Regions from separate parts of the Mus musculus genome. Here region 2 is linked to region 1. Evidence: chromatin loops called from intact Hi-C (ENCODE). Cell type or tissue: left cerebral cortex. All regions are shown on one strand. Each heading gives the region's core, and the rest is flanking DNA. Links, peaks and the distances in the headings are about the cores only.

Evidence for each region. A loop is a pair of places that touch in the nucleus more often than their neighbours do. Peaks named below come from ENCODE experiments on the same cell type or tissue, not always from the same donor. Only the 100,000 strongest peaks of a DNase experiment are listed, where the experiment ranks them.
Region 2: a loop joins it to region 1, with 2.1 times the contacts of the local background. A loop is called at or near these places in 2 of 42 quality-filtered maps.

The regions. Positions count from the first base shown.
Region 1 is chr11:103,986,209-103,989,119 of GRCm38, forward strand. No RefSeq gene overlaps it. Among named protein-coding and RNA genes, the nearest start is that of Arf2, 21 kb to the left of the region's middle. In left cerebral cortex, for the core only: a CTCF peak has its summit at 1,400 (motif pointing right); a DNase peak (open chromatin) is centred at 1,411.
Region 2 is chr11:104,288,519-104,291,429 of GRCm38, forward strand. Mapt (microtubule-associated protein tau) reads left to right here. Exons shown (of 12, transcript NM_001038609.2): 4 at 1,390-1,476. Among named protein-coding and RNA genes, the nearest start is that of Mapt, 59 kb to the left of the region's middle. In left cerebral cortex, for the core only: a CTCF peak has its summit at 1,412; DNase peaks (open chromatin) are centred at 596, 965 and 1,382; H3K27ac peaks cover 1,701 bases.

The DNA of each region.
Region 1 (2,911 bases), core at 112-2,611:
TGACACCAGGCATGAAAGGGCTGTGGTTTCCCATTCAGAAGGGAAGAGCTCAGGCTAGGACAGAGAACACAGAGCTCTGCCACATACTAGCAGATCCTCACTCCCCTGTCCTAGAAATGCTCTCAAGGCTTCTCAGGGGCACGGGCCTTTGTGAATGTCAAGAGTATGGGATGCTAAGCATGGCTGGGCCTGAGAGTTACCAGTATAGTGCAGAGCTTATAATTGACGTGTTAAACACCATGCCTCAGTGATTGAGACTATTTCCACAGTGTTAGGACAGGAAGAGTATGTGGTCCATTTTAAAGTAGGTTTCTCATGTGACTAAAGTGACCTAGGTTCCTTGGCAGGCATCAGGTAGACATTGTCATGCAGTACGTGGAAGCCCCGGTGATAGGCTATGAGAGAGGCTTCTAAGTAGTGATTAGTACATTCATGGATGTGGGCATCCATACTGTGGTTTTTGAGAGCTTTTTCTTGTTTAAGTTTTATGACTTTGGGTGCTTTGACTGCATGTATGACCATTTACTGCTCGTGTGTACATGGTCATACATGTCTAGTACCTTCAGAGGCCAGAGGATTTCCTGGAACTGAAGTTACAGATAGTTGTTAGCTACCATGTGGGTTCTGAGAATTGAACCTGGTTCCTCTCGAAGAGTAGCCAGTGCTATTAACCACTGAGTGGTCCCTCTAGCCTGAGAGTCTTTTTTTTTATAGGAAAGACGATGTCAGGGCAGGAGAGATGGCTCAGCATTTTAGAGCACTGGTTGCTTTTCCAAAGGACTTGAGTTTGATTTCCAGCATACAACTGTCTCTGACTCCAGTCTTAGGGGACCTGGCACCCATTTCTGGTTTCTGAGGGCACTAGGTATACACACGGTACAGACATACTTGCAAACAAAGTACCCATACACATTTTTTAAAAATATTTATTTATTTATTATATGTAATTACACTGTAGCTGTCTTCAGACACTCCAGAAGAGGGCATCAGATCTCATACGGATGGTTGTGAGCCACCATGTGGTTGCTGGGACTTGAACTCAGGACCTTTGGAAGAGCAGTTGGCGCTCTTAACCGCTGAGCCATCTCACCAGCCCCCCCCCCCTTTTTTTTTTTTTTTTTAAAAAAAGGTCTTTCAGCAATCACTGCCCAGCATCGCCTAGCCCCCGGAAGCCTGCCTGCTCCCAGTCTTCCATCCCATACCCTCTAGCTCACTGTCCAAGTCTCTGGAGATTTGGTGAAGCATCATACTGTGAACTTCCCTCATTTTTCTCATTCACACCGTTGTCATCTTCTCTAGTGTGTGGCATGGGATGCCCCGTCTAAAAGGATTTCCTGGAGACACAGTTAGACGTACAGCCAGCGCAAGCTTGTTTTTTACCCATTACCACTAGGTGGCGCTGCTGCTTCACCCCAGTTCCTCTAACAGCTCTGTCTGAATGAGCTCTGGGCTTTCCAAGAAGGGAGGGAATCTATAGCTCTTTGCAGGTGGAAAGGCCTGGGTACTAGGAGTGATCCAGTAAACTGGAGTGCCTGGAAGAGAAGGGTGAAGCAGGCATCAGAGCGGAGAACATTAAGCGCGGTAACCATGAAGTCAGAATCCTCTTCCCCAGTGGGGCACATGAACGGCTTCTGCATTACAAAGGCGTCTCAAGTATAAAAAGATAAAGTGACCCCTGCACTGTGGAGAACCGCTGAGAGTTCCAGGCCACCTAGGCTGCATAGCAAGAGGAAAGGGGAGAGAGAGAGAGAGAGAGAGAGAGAGAGAGAGAGAGAGAGAGAGAGGAGAAAGGGAGGGCCAGTGAGATGACTTGGGAAGAGTGTTTGCAGGTGAGGCAGCCTGAGTGCCACTCCTCCCAGAACACTTATGTGCTGGACAGAAAAAAACCTGCAAGTTCTCTGGTTTGCATGTGTACCATGGCATGCCCATGCTCACTTACATAGACATACAGTGTAAAGCAATGACAGAGTTAACGTGACTTGCTGGAACCCCAGACACGGTACACAGCGCTGCTCTGGATTCCATGGAAGACCAAGCAGCTGTCCCCAGGCCAGCCGGGAGGCGAGAAGGACATGGAAAACCATAAACACTCAGAAAATGTGGCTGTGTTAATACTTACACAATATCCAGTTGTCCATTTAACGAGTGGGTTGTATGGTGTGGAAGTTATACCTCAGTAAAGTATGAAGTGACCAGTCACGAGCCCAACAGGGATGAGGGTGCCTGTGGTGAAACAAGAATTTGTTCTGAGTTGGCCACAGTTGTGAGGCGAGAGTGCAGCCAGGCCTCTGCTCTAATCTTAGTGTTGGGGAACCCAGGGCTTCTCAAAGCGAGTCACTCCAGCTGGGATGGTGTGCTCGAATCAGGCGAACTCCATCATTCTAGCCTATGTTCGTAGTCAAGAAAACTCCTGTTGCCTTGCAGCACACCAGTGAGCTCAATGACAGCCATTGTTTCTCTCAAGTCATTCCACCCCAGGGAGAAATCCCGAGTGTTTTTCACAGTGTGAGAGTTCTAGATGCCCGTTTTCTACTTGCTGGGGCTTGTCAACATTCTAAAATACAGGGGAATTTAAGATATATATCCAGCTGTAATTGGATGCTAGACCCAAGACACTGGATTTAAATTCTTGTTCCATCACAGGCCAGCTGTGTGACCATGGTTAAAAATACCTACTTCTGAGAACTGAGGACATCTGAGTTACTGGGCGGGGGGGGGGGGGGGGGGGAGTGTGTAGTAATGCTCACTGTCTCCCTGTGTAATCTTTTGGGGGGCTCAGATTGGCTTGGTAGTGGCTAAACAAATAAAATGATAGCCTCAAGCATCCAGGCCTGATAATAAGATACAGAACAGGAACCAGCTGAAGGGCTCTGCTGACCTCTGGCAGACGGGTGAGGTCACATGGACTGGT
Region 2 (2,911 bases), core at 98-2,597, 300 kb after region 1:
CTAAATCAAGAGTTTTCTATTATAAGCTCCTCCTGGATGTTTTCATTTTCATTCACTGGCCAGAACTGGCTCTCTGGCCACCGTGGGCTGCATGGCTGTCCCCACCTTGCTTTTGGATCCATTGAGTAGAAGAAATCAAGGAAAAGGGACATGGAGAATGGCTTTTAACTAATCGTCCATAGCTCCTCCAGCCTTCCAAGGAGGTTGGAGCTTCCACTCTGAGCCCTTTCTGCATCCCTGAACATGGCTTGGGCGTTCTGTTACAGAAAGAGAATTTGGCCAGGCCCTCTCCCGCAGCATCTGCCTTTGGATAAATCCAGAACATAGCTGTCAAGCTCCTGCCAATTGTTCGGCATGCTGGCCCATCCCCGGAGGATGCAGGTGGCATGGCCCTTAGCCTGGTGACAACCTCCTGGCTAGATTTCCTTTGCCCTTCTGAAAACCAGCGATGCAAGACACTTCCTGCTCATCCTGTTAGAACAGGTCTGCAAGCTGTCTGCCACCCTGAGAAAGCCTTGGAGCCAAAGCTGGGGCAGGCTTCCCAAACGTGGCTTTCACTGCTCTGTCACCATTGTCCAGGAAGAAACAACCCACTCATGCAGTCTGGACCTGTACATGCGTGGGCCCCCACATGCCTCACTCACCCTCAGGGAGGGAGGCAGCTGGGGCTGAGCTCAGCGAGCTGTTTTATCTGCACCAGACAGGATCATAAGGAAAATAGCCTTTGTGGACTAGCTGTGTGGAATTCTGGGAATCCCTTGAAACCGGCCACTCCTTGGGTGTGCCTCGCATACCTAGTAGAGAGGCTGGGGGTTCGGGAGGAGCTAAAGTGCTTGCTTTGAAAAGATGCCCCCAGGTCCTGGTCTGGGATCTCTTATCTCTTGCATCATCGAGGAAACTGGATCTGGCCTGGTTATTGCCACATAAGGAACTCTGGTGCCTTTTAATGAGATGTGAGGAGGTTGGGGGCAGGGAATTAGAAGTGGTAGAAGTTTTAAAGGTCACCTACAGATGGCACTCTTGTTCTACACTTGTGGAAACAAAGGCTAGGGTGACAAAAGGCTTACTCAAAGCCCCACAGGAAAGCGGCTCAGTCTATTTCTCAGCTTCCTCATATTGCCTGATGAGTCCCAGCTGCGGGGCCCCTGCATTGCAGTGAGGATCACACAGCTGACCCCCAGGAGTCAGGCTGTGTCCCTCGTCATCCTTACATGACCCCTGTAGGCTTTCCAGGCAGGGGGTCCTCCTGTTAGTGTGCTTCCTGGGGAGATGGGCAGGAAGGAGGACTGTGGCCCTGCTTTGAGCTGGCTTTTCTTGCATGTGGCTGGCAGGCCCCACTCCTTGCACTGCCCCTGCATAAGCAGAGGGGTGACTGTTGGTGGTTTCCAGACGTGACTGCGCCCCTAGTGGATGAGAGAGCTCCCGACAAGCAGGCCGCTGCCCAGCCCCACACGGAGATCCCAGAAGGAATTACAGGTGAGGGTGAGCCCCGGAGCTGCCTTGGACAGGTCACCCTCATAGTCGGGTGCAGCAGATGAGTAAGCCGCTCTGGCTTCTGGGGCTCCTGGCTATTTAGCAGTGGCGGCCTTGGAGTCTGACTGCCTCCCACAAGGCTACAGAGTCCTCTGATTCCTGCTGGCCCCCACCTCAGTCAGTGTGCCTATTAGAAAGGTTCTCAACAGAGTTCTCTGGGGAAGGTTTCCTGCCTTCTTCACATTTTCTCCAGGCCCAGCAATAGTAAGTAGCAGGTCACCTTTAGGGGACAGTTTACTCCCAGGAGCACCAAGCAGGCTACATCGACTACATAACTGAATCCTTCTGATGGTCTAATGGGATGGTGCTGTTGTTCGGAAATGTGACCTCACGTCCATCTTTCGGGTTCGGTCTATGTAGTCTGCTCTACCAATGTGGGTGACAAGGAATTAGGCAGCGAAGCAGCAAAAAGAATCCTGGGCTCGGACGCTCAGTCCTTCGTAAGTCATCCTGCAGGGACGGAGGGCTAGGCAAGAAATCATCATAGCCCAGAGCCTGGTACCTTCCCTTTGTGCTGTCCTCCATGGCCTCAGGGAGAACTCCAGCAGTTAGCAGGATGAACCCAAGTTGCCCAGTTAGCTACCGAGACATGCCTGATCTCACCGTGGCAGAGATGGGAAGACCCCTTGCTGAGGAGTGCCTCTCTGCAACTATGCCAGTCACTCCTCCTCCTTACAGTGATCCAATGTCTGACTAAGGCAACTCTAGGGTCTGTTAGGGCTCGTCGTGGTTTTAGGGGATAGACTCCATGTGACAGGTGGCGGCACGGTGGCGGTCACACTGCATCTGCAGTTAGGAAGCAGACAGCAGCGAATGCTGGTGCTTAGCTGGCTTTCTCCTTTTTCCCCAGGACCCCAGCCCATGGGATGGTGACACCCATATTCAGGGTAGGTTTTCCCTGCTCAGTTAAACCTTTCTGTGAATACCCCCGGAAGATGCGCCCAGGGGTGTGTCTCCTAGGTGGTTCCAAGTCTAGCAAGTTGACAATGAAGAGTGAGCACCCTAGGAGCCTATAGCCAGCCTTCTCTCGCACACCCATGGAGAATGCCCACTACAGAGCCACCCCGGCTTTCAAAATGTGTTTCTGCTTTGCAAAGTGATTGACTGGCAGTAGTGGCTTCTGAGACAGAAGGGGTTAGATGTTCTTAAATCCTGGCCAGGCCTCAGCCTTGCTCATGAAGGATGCTTGAAGGTCACAGACACCTTACGGGGGTGAAGTCATGGGTCATATGATACTTTTTGTCTCTGGCTATTCTTTCAAAGGTTTTTTGTTTTTGTTTTTTTTTTTAGATTCATTTATTTTATGTATGTGAGTACACTGTCACCGACTTCAGACACACCAGAAAAGAGAATCAGATCCCATTACAGATGGTCATGA